Linked DNA regions of Mus musculus: region 2 is linked to region 1. A link is a contact called in ENCODE POLR2A ChIA-PET data. All regions are on one chromosome and are shown on one strand. The core of a region is the stretch at or near the end of the contact, and the rest is flanking DNA. Distances in the headings are between cores, read along the strand shown. Region 1 has its middle 6.5 kb from the start of Gm51961. Region 2 holds the start of Klc1 (kinesin light chain 1).

Evidence for each region. ChIA-PET counts read pairs that join two places held with the same protein, here RNA polymerase II (POLR2A).
Region 2: POLR2A ChIA-PET joins it to region 1 with 10 read pairs in Patski. The contact joins the promoter of Klc1 here to the enhancer-like site in region 1. POLR2A ChIA-PET finds 5 or more read pairs at or near these places in 3 of 5 experiments (Patski and embryonic stem cell).

Annotation. Positions count from the first base shown.
Region 1 is chr12:111,685,766-111,690,695 of GRCm38, forward strand. No RefSeq gene overlaps it. Among named protein-coding and RNA genes, the nearest start is that of Gm51961, 6.5 kb to the right of the region's middle. Within about 2 kb of position 2,113, at least 3 of the 3 ENCODE cell types and tissues checked have a DNase peak (open chromatin) inside an H3K27ac peak, as active enhancers do.
Region 2 is chr12:111,755,895-111,760,824 of GRCm38, forward strand. It overlaps Klc1 (kinesin light chain 1), which reads left to right and starts at 2,955. Exons shown (of 16, transcript NM_001025360.2): 1 at 2,955-3,148.

The DNA of each region.
Region 1 (4,930 bases), core at 863-3,362:
GACAGACTTCCTCCGAGCCGCCTGTGAGCTGTGCCCAGGCCTCAAAATATGCTGCCCTGTGTTTGAGGGTTTTCCAGCAAGGGCATTGGGATCTAGTATTGTGTCTCTGGGTGAAGAATGGGTAGTACAAGGGTGGCTAGGGACACCTCTGCCTCTTACATTGTCTAGGTCTCTTGGAACTTGACCTTGAAGCTGTGTCCTCTTCTCCCCTCCTGACCATTGCACAGTTGCCTCTTTCTGCCTCAGCCTAGCCTTCATCCTGGGACAGGCAGGCTGCCAGGGACTCCAGCAACAGGGAGAAAGAAGTGCTTCCGGCCCACTGCTGGAAATGCCACCCAGGTGGAGAAAGAAGACTCACTTAGCTTTTACACCGGAAGCCACAGGGGTGGGCTGGTGAACGTCCTGTGGACTTACGGCCAGCCTAGGATGCTCTTGCTAGGTCAGTTGAATAAGACTCCTTAGGGAGGGTAGGGGCCTCCTTCAGACCTGAGCGCATGAGGCCATAGGAATGTCTGGGAAATGTTAGTGCCCAGTGCTCCCAGCTCTCACCTCCATTGGTGAGGAGCCTTACTTCCACTGCTAGCCTGGTTTGAACCAGACACACAGTGTGAGAGACATGAACAGCAGAGAAAAGCAGGGGATTAAACTCTTATATAGGTCCCAAGGAAGGGACCTCAGGTTTATAGACTTGACCTTCTGGGTAGCAGAGCTTGGGTGGTAACTCGCCCGTAGGAGTGTAGGGGTGGGATGAGCCCAGTCTCTGGATATGCCACTCAGGTTGGTGGTGAGTCACCTCCCTGTGGGGATGAGACAGTGACAGCCTCGTGGCCTACTGAGAGTGTGTCATGTCAGTGGTTGGGACAGTCAGCTTACAGAATGCCACTGTGACTACTGCCACCTTCTCCCAGAAGCCGTCCTTTGGGGTGGGAGGGAGTGGCTGACAAGATGGCTCAGTAGGTAAAGGCAGGCTCTTGCCACCAAACTTGACCAGACTTGAGTCTCTGGAACCCACATGGTGGACAGAGAGAACTCCATCTGACTTACACACGTGCACCATGGGACATGAGCACATCCCTGCCCCTCCATGTGTGTGTGCGCGTGCGTGTGTGCATACATGAGTGAAAGCCAGAGAGTGCCTGAGTCATCTCCCAGGACTGGGATTCTACACACATGTCACCGTTCCTGCCAGCTTTGCATTGGTTCTAAGCATTCAGCTTGAGTCCTTGTGCTTAAGAGGCATGCTTTAGCAGCTGAGCAAGCCATCCCCCTAGCTCAGCTCCCTTTTCTGCCTGTTCCAGGATCTGAGGCCAGAATCTGGGTTCTGACTCTGGTCCATCCGATAAATATCCTTTGTGCTCTAGGCCATAAAACAGCCTTTGCAGGCACCCGAATGGCCTTTGCACTCCAGGTACTGACAGCTTGTGCGCACGTATGGGGGCACTTGAATCTTCAGGACTGTGGAAGATTTGCAGTTAGTTTTCTAGAAAATGAAGGCGTTTGCCTTGGTTTCTTGTGGTTTGAAGCTGACCAGAAGTCCTACCTGGCCTGGGTCTGAGCACACAGCCTCTCTTTTGACCTTTCCAATTTCCCAGGTAGGTATACATACCCACTAGCTGCTGCCTTAGACATGCTGGGTAACATGTGACATCACACACACACACACACAAAGGACTAAACAGCGGTCAGACCTTCTCTTGCAAGGCTCAGGGTAGAGCTGAGCCAATGTCAGCCTGCTGCCGCTGGCTGCCTCTCCTGCTCCTGGGACGTGTGCCAGCATCACGAGCTTAGGTACAGTAGGTCCCAGCCCAGCTGTGCTGGTGCTGGCCAAGCCTTTAGTCTCATTGTGTCCATAGACACCCCCCCCCAGTCACTGGTTGAAGCGTACCCCATGGCTGGCCTAGACAGATCTGGGGAATGAGAGAAGGAACAGCAGATCTGGGGAGAAAGAGGAGCAAGCCCTTGCTGCTCTTTCTTTGCCCTGCTGTGTGTCTTAAGTGAGCCTAGCCCGTGGGCTCTGCATGGGGGTCATCAGCAAATATGGCCCTGTCCATGCAGAGCAGCCTGGCCAGCCTGCTTTGAGTCTTTTGCCAGGACGAGGGCGTTTCAAAGTCAGGCTGCCTCCAAGGCGGGATCTTCAGCGGGAGGGAATAACTTGGCTCCCACCAGGCTGAGAATAGCTCAGAATTGGGTCACGCTCACCGAGCACTCCGGTCACAGCCTCCAGCCTTTGACAATAATCAGCTTTTTCCCCCCGACATCTGTCCCTTCAAAGAGGGGGGAGGCAGGCTTGGGCACATTTTTAGAAGAATGTGAGGGGATGGGAGAGGAAGCTGTTTTTCCATGGACAAGCCTCCCTCCTCTGACCACCCCCCACTCCCACCGCCATGCTGGCCACTTCAAACCTTCCTGCCCATCCTTAGCTCCATTCCTAGGACACCCCCCACCCCCAGACTCCTGCTCAAACCAAAGCAGCCTTGTACCCCTCACGGCTGAAGATAAGGATTCTCTATCCTGGAGATATCCTAGACCTGTCTGCCCCTCCCCCAGCCCACACTCTCAACAGCCCAGCCTTTTGTGTCATGAGAGTCAGGTGGTACCTGCTGTTGTCCTCTTCTGTGGATGACATAGTGACTGTGCAGCTTTTCCTTAAGGACTTTGGGGTGTAAGTTTCTCGGATCCCAGTGAACTTCACTGAGGCAGCCCCTTGTCCTATTCTGCCCAACATGAACTTCAGAAATTCTTTACCTAGCTTTACCCAAGCGTGTTTCTGTAAGACTCCAGTAGGTTTCCCCTGGCTGCACTGTGGCCCCGGCCCTCCATAGCCTCATTGACATTGCCCACACATCCAGATACCTCTGCCTACCTACTCTCATGTGCCATGTACAAGTGTCAGGCTGCGCCGGGCGTGGTGGCACACACCTTTAATTCCAGCACTTGGGAGGCAGAGGCAGGTGAATTTCTGAGTTCGAGGCCAGCCTGATCTACAGAGTGAGTTCCAGGACAGCCAGGGCTATACAGAGAAACCCTGTCTCGAAAAACCAAAACAAACAAGCAAACAAACAAGTGTCAGGCTGCATGGTCAGTTTCCAGGATCTTGCCCCTTGATGAGTCCTAAGCACCTCAGCTAGAGCCTTATGTTCTGAGCCTCCTTGATCTAGGAACAAAGGTGACCTCAGACCTACAGCAATGTCTTTCGCCATTTGGACTGATGTCCTAAGAGAACAGGTCTGTACCTTTAAGTTGAGCTCCGTCTCTCCTGGCTTTGGCAGTACCAAGGTGTGCACTCACAGTAGGACTTTACACCAGATCCTCCTGGGCCCAGGACATCCACCTGCTTAGCTGACCCAATCTATGCTTACAGAGGGACAGCTTCCCGCTTCCTCTCCAGACACGGCTAGGAGGCTGTGTGCTCCAGCAGTGTCCATTCCAAGAAACTATTGACCAGTCGGATTCAGTCAGGTTGCCTGTGTGTGTGTGTGTGTGTGTGTGTGTGTGTGTGTGTGTGTGTGTACATTTGTGTATGGTTGTGTGTGGAAGTCAAAGGATGGTCTGTGAGGACTGGCTCTCTCCTCCCACTGTGTGGGTCTTAGAGACTGACTCAGGCTGCCAGGTTTGGTTGCAAGTGTCTACCTGCTAAGCAATTTCATTGGCTCCAAAAAAATATTAGCGTGAGAAATCTTGGTTCCCTCCGTGGTTTAGCTGCAGGGAAACTCATATCCCATTGCTGTCCATCTACTGGAAGTATACAGTGTTTTACCCCATCTATTATGTCCTATCTTTCCTGGGTCTTGCCCTTCCGGAGTAGCCTCGGGAGCGGGTATAGTCACAGGACTTTGGAAGCCAGGTCCATACTTCCACTTGGGCGTGCTGCCAATACCTAGTTCATCCTGGCCTATCCCTGTGAGAGGTGCCGCCTGAACCGATGTGCCCCTCCTGCACAAGTGTTTGCTTCTGAGAGCTTCTTAGGTCACAGGGTGAATCTCACGCCAGGCAGCAGGAAAAGCCACAGCCTCGTTCACTGTTGGCATGAAGCATCCACCGAAGTACTCACATGTCCCACCCAGAAACCCTCTGCCAGGCCCAGGAACCCACACCAGCTCTACTAACTAACCATCAGAAGGCTTAAGCCTGGCAGCCTCTGTGGAAAGACCTGGAATTCCTCAAACGAGCTTTCCTAGTCTGTGTTTCTCCAGACAGTAAGCAGTTATTAACTTATGAGAGACCCATTGCTCCTGAGGCTGTTGTCACTCAGAACTGCTTGGTCGTTCAGTCTGGAGAGAAGCACCTTGGAGCCCCTCAGACACTTCTCAGGATTGCTATCTGCTGCTGGCTCCATCTTGCAAAGGCACTGGGGACCCTGTAGAGAGCCTGCATGCTCTGCCATGCAAGGACCTCATAGTCCCAAGGTGAACAAACCAGCTGGTCTTTTGCTTGGGTTTTTGAGACAGAGCCTTAGCCAGAGACGTGTTGGTGCACACCTTTAAACTCAGCACCCAGGAGGCAGACACGGATGGATTCAAGGCCAGCCTAGTCTACAGAGTTCCAGGATAGCCATGGAGAAAACTTTGTCTCAAAAAAGTCAAACCTAGAGGGGTCTGGTATATCTCAGACCCTCAGGACTCTGCCTCCCAAATAATATTCTCCACCATGTTGTGTCCACGTGCTTTCTTTCATAAGGCATCTACCGGGAAACTTGAAATTAATTGTTTTGTTTTGTTTTGCCTCTGCCTCCTAATCGCTGGGATTAAAGGTGTGCGCCACAGCTGCCACCGCCGCTGCCCAACCTGAAGTAGATTGATTCCTGAGTGTTGAAAGCCAACTTTCTCAGGGTGCTTATGGTGTTTGTGGGAGGATATAGTGGCTGAGGGTTGCCTCAGAATAACCTGGGTGCAGGGTGACATGGGGGTTGGTAGAGACATAGCAAGCCAGG
Region 2 (4,930 bases), core at 1,705-4,204, 71 kb after region 1:
GTTTAATCCCCAGCACAGTATAAACTGGGCATTGTGGTGTATGCCTCTAACCCCACCATTTGGGAGGTGGAGGAAGAGGTTCATAAATGTAAAGTCATCCTCTATTCATAGTGAGTCATAGTGAGTTTGAGATCTACTTGGGATATATAAGACCCTACTCAAAACATTTAAAACAAAAAAGACAAAGAAAGAAACAATGTATTCAGCAAGGATGGGTGCTGGTCTCAGAGATCTGAGGCTAGCTGTATAGATCTTCCTTTGCTTCACCCAGCCACCAGGCAGCTGTCCTGCCAAATATTTGAGTAGCAGGGTGCAGTATCCATGCCTTTTGCCTTGGTCAGCTCCTCCCCTGAGGGAGCAACCTCAGTCATTAATGGCTCCAAGAACTGGCAGGAATCCTGACAGTTATGACAGAAATCAAGGACTCAAAGGGCCTGAGTGAGTGTCTCTTTCTCGGGGGTGGAGGTGTGGGGTGTGTGGGGGGGTGGGAACGAGGCAAAGAAAGAGAAGGGTCAGCTTGAGCTTCCTCTCCTACACTGGCCACTGACCACGGTGACAGGTGCCAGGCCAAACTGTGAGGACTGAGAATATAGAACTCTCTGGCTCGAATGCTGTCAGGTCAGAGGACAAGCAGCTGTGTACACTGACCACATTTACAGTAGGGGAGGGGACAGGCAGAAGCCTGGAGGAGGCCTTGGCCAGGCTGGCATGGCCATAGAAGGCTCTTTTTTTTTTTTTTTTTTTTTTGAGGGAATGGCTCTGCCTGAGCCTTCAAGTACCTGGGATACATTTGTTGTGATCTAACTACTTTCTGTGGGAAAAACATGGTCATGGCTATGATGGAGCAGAGGTTATTTTGGGATCACACAGAAGTCCTCAGCCATGTGGGAGTGATGAAGAAAAAAGCAAGATGATACAGTGCTGGCTAGGTTCATGAAGGAGCCATTAAACCGGAGAGTTCAACCTCACCAGTCCAGTGACAGCGCCTTTCCTCCCCCCCCCAGCTGTCCATGGTCCTGAGAGGTGCCGTATTGAGGCGGTAGGTTAACTGAGGGTAGGATTCCAGCAATTCCACTTTGGTGAGCTGTCACCCGTGCTGGGTGGCCTTTGGGTGGTATAGCTGCTTGTATGCCATCTTTGCTTCTGTAAATAACCCTAATTTCAATGGCTCATCAAGCTGGACTGGGATGGACTTCTTTGCTCTGTTGATGTCCCATTTGGGGGGGGGGGTGAACAGATATTTATATATCTTTCAAAGATTCATATTCATGTATGTGCGGGTGTGCCCATGTATGCAGGTGTCACAGAGGCCAGAAGAGGTCCACAGGTACAGTGGAGCTGGAGTTAGAGGCTACTGTGGGCATTCACCCAATGTGCCTGCTGGAAACAGAACTCCAGTCCCCTGAAAGATCAGCAAGCATTCTTAACCGTTAGCCCCTGAAAGGATAGATGTCTCTTTATTTCTCCATGGGAAGTCACACAACAGTCTAGGCAGGGGGATGTTGAACTGGGTGTGGCAGAGAAAACTAAAGGACAGGTGAGGGCAGCTAGGGACAGGGTAAAGTGACCTTAGTACAACTAGGTCCTGTGGCCTTTGTAGACCAAGCTAAGGAGTTTTATGCTCATGCTGAGAGTGATGTATGTCTGCAGCAGGGTTGATTAGCTTGGTCTTTCCTCCTCCCCAACACAGCAGGGGTGCTCCTGTCTCAAGATTTAATGGAGTGTTCTACGCTGGTTCCGTGGTCCTGTTCTTTCCTGTGTGTGTCAGCACAATTTTCTGACCTTGGAGTTTGGGTCATGTGCCACTCCCTCACCACTCTGCCTGCAATTTTACTGTTTTCAACAAGTCAGATTCTGTTTGAGCTTGTTTTTTCTCATTGGAATGGGAGCTGGCCAGCAGACACCATCTGCCACTTTATGTACCTGGGTCTTCCTGTGAGAACCTTGGGAACTTAGTGGATATCAGTTGAAGGGGCAAAAGAACGAGATGATAAAGCTTGAACAAAGCAATGGCAGGGACAGATGAAACAAAAAAGCCCTTTGCTTGCTGAAGAAGTGTGTGCATATACAGGACTCGGAGGGGCAGTGATTGACCCATGGGAAAGAAATGGGCTCCCGCTTAGCCTACTCTTTTCTTTCCAACACCACCTGGGCAGGGGCCGTCATATGCTTTGTTCAGATGTATGGCAGTGGCTGAAGAGCCGGCGACACCCAACATCCAAGCAGCAGTTTGTGTGCTGGGGCAAGTGAAGCCTGCAGTAAAGACTGAACCCACAGCCTCTCCTTAGGCCAACATGGGCTGCTGCGCTCCCCACGGGAGCTGCCCCTTTATTGGCCAGCCTTTGAATTTTCTAGGAGGTCAAAGTAACTGGATCTGCTTGTTAAGATCAAAAGCACCTGCCTCCCTGATGTTGGTAGGTATAAGTGCAGGGTGGAGGACCGCAGCAGGTTCTGGGCAATACCATCAGAAGAGGGAAGCGTTTCCCAAGGTGGGGAGGCTGTGGGCATTCGCAACCCCTCCCCGTTAGTAATACAACCGCGCCATTCTGGAAACGTCTAAAGGCACCTGGAGGGTTCCCAAGCCGGTGGCAGGCAAGCTCGGCCTTGCCACTGACTCAGCGTCCCCTCCAACCCGCTGCTGAGTCAGGCCTGCAGTTGGGGTGCCAGGCGGCTGTGCGAGGCTCAGGAGCAACCTGAGCTGGCAAGCCTGCCCTTTGGGCCAGGCTGGAGGTCGAGCGAGAGCTGCGGCCAGGAGCGAGCCGCAGAGGGTGGGTCCTGGCCGCCTGGCGATCTTCCCGTCCTCCACGGGTGGAGGCGCGGCGAGGGAAGCCTCCCGGTCTGAGGCCACCACACACAGATTAGAGAGGCTCCTGGAGAGCTCCGGGCTGCGGACCCCAGCCTCAGTTTCCCCTGAGCCCCGCCCGGCGGCGCGAGGGCGGGTGACGTCACGGCGCACAGCATTGTGGGGCGGGCGCGGCGCCGGCGACGCCATTTTCGGCGGCGGAGGGTGGCGCGAGGCTGCGGAGCGCGGGTCAGGGTGAGGATGCTGCGGGGCGGCTGCGGAGGCGCCGCTTGCTGCTGAGGCGGCTGGGCTCTGCGCGGCCTCGGCCTGTGACAGCGCGACGAGCGCGACTCTCCCGATCGGACGGTGAGTGCGCGGCCTGGTCCCCGCCCCGCCCCGGGCTCCGCGCGGCTGGTGCGCAGTGCTCCAGACGCGGCCGCGACCCCTTCCCGCCTGCATCCTCCGGGCTGAGGCTTCTGGACCTTTCCGTCCACCGCCGCATCTGCACCCGGCCCTTCCAGGCTGCGATTTTGCTCCTCCGCCCGAACCCAGTCCCCTCCCTGGCCTTTCCATCCCTGTCTGCACCCTGGGGTTCCCTCTCCTCTCCGCTCCGTCCGCGCCCCTCCGTGCTCCGGTCTCTTGTCACCTCTGCCTGCGCGCCAGTAGTCTGCGGTCCTTGTCCTCTCTCAGCCTGTGCACATCCAGCAGGGGTTTCTGTCCTTTCTCCGCCTGCGCCTTTCTAGGCTCGGGTCTCTTGTCACCTCTCTGCGCTCCTCCAATCTGCGGTCCTTGTCCCTGTCTACCTGCGCCCCTGCTTTGGGTCCCTTCCCTGTCACTGGCTGCGCCCCTCCTGGCTGGGGTCTTTGTCGTCATCTCTCTGCCTGTACATCCAGGCTGAGGCTCTTCTCCCTTCCCTTCCTGTTCTGGTTCGGGTCCTGTCCTATCTCTGCCTGTCCCTCTCTGAGTTGAGGTCCTTGTCCCTTCTTCGTCCGTGACCCTCTAGGTTTGGGGCTCAGCTCTCTCTGCCTGCACTCTAGACTTCTGTTCCTGCCCCTTCTCTTCCACTCCCCTCCTGTGTCCCTCAGGCTTCTGTCCCATCTGTGTTCAGGGCCCCGCCCTGACTCGGGCCTCGGGGCGGGGGCGGCCTTCCAATGGCAGCTGTGGGCTTAAGGGACCCAAAGCCTGTCTGCTGAGGTCCTGAAGAGGTGGTGGTGGTGGTAGTGTGTGTGTTGGGGGTCAGCCGACTGGCTTTGTCTCAGGCCTCCCCGCCCTTCTAGCCCCCACCTCTCCCCGGCACCGCCCTGGGTGGCGTGCTGTCATGCTGTGGTCCATGGCCAGTGGCCAGCCAGTCTCTTTCTTTCAGTGGCCGGGTGTGGAATCTCCCTGTGACCTGAATGTGCCCGGCCTGGAGTGCTTTTCCTTGTTACATGTGGAGCCCCCTTCCCGTAAAAAAAAATTAAGGTGTTAATAAAGTAATATTAATATGTGACCGAGTGGATGGCATTATAATGAAGTTTGCAGGCCGTTTCCAGCTGTGTTGTGTTGGAATTGCTACTACCTGCTACTGTTATGTTATTGGTGATCTGGTGTACTTGCAAAAATGATGTCTTTAAAAAGCATGAGAACAAGAAATTTATATACCATTTAAACTGCTATGTTTTTGATTCTTTGCATTACTTAAATTCCAAGGCTCTTTATACGGTATGACAAAGCCTTAGGTCAGAATTAGCCTGGAATGCTTTGTAATAGGACAGTGAAACCCCATTAGGAAACTCGATCAACCTTGAGTCTCCTAAGCATGCCATAGTTAGGGATCTTCTACATGGAGGCCTATAGGCCTCAGTTGTGGTAGGAAATTTGACTTACTGTTCTTTGCAGTAAGTATTTGTAAGAATGCAATGATTCTATTTAAAATTCCACAGTGTGCGGTATGTGGGAGGGCGGGCCCCTTCTAGATCATTAAAGAATGCAGCATGTTGCAAGTCCAGCCTGATGCTCTGGTGGAACCAAGAGGGGTGGGACCTGGTGGTGACCGCTCTGTAGCACCAGCATTGTGAGAGCGTGTGTGGTGAACACATAGCAGGAAGTGACAGTATATGCCTATAACCCGGACACACTTGGGAGCCACAACTGCATAGCAAAATCTCA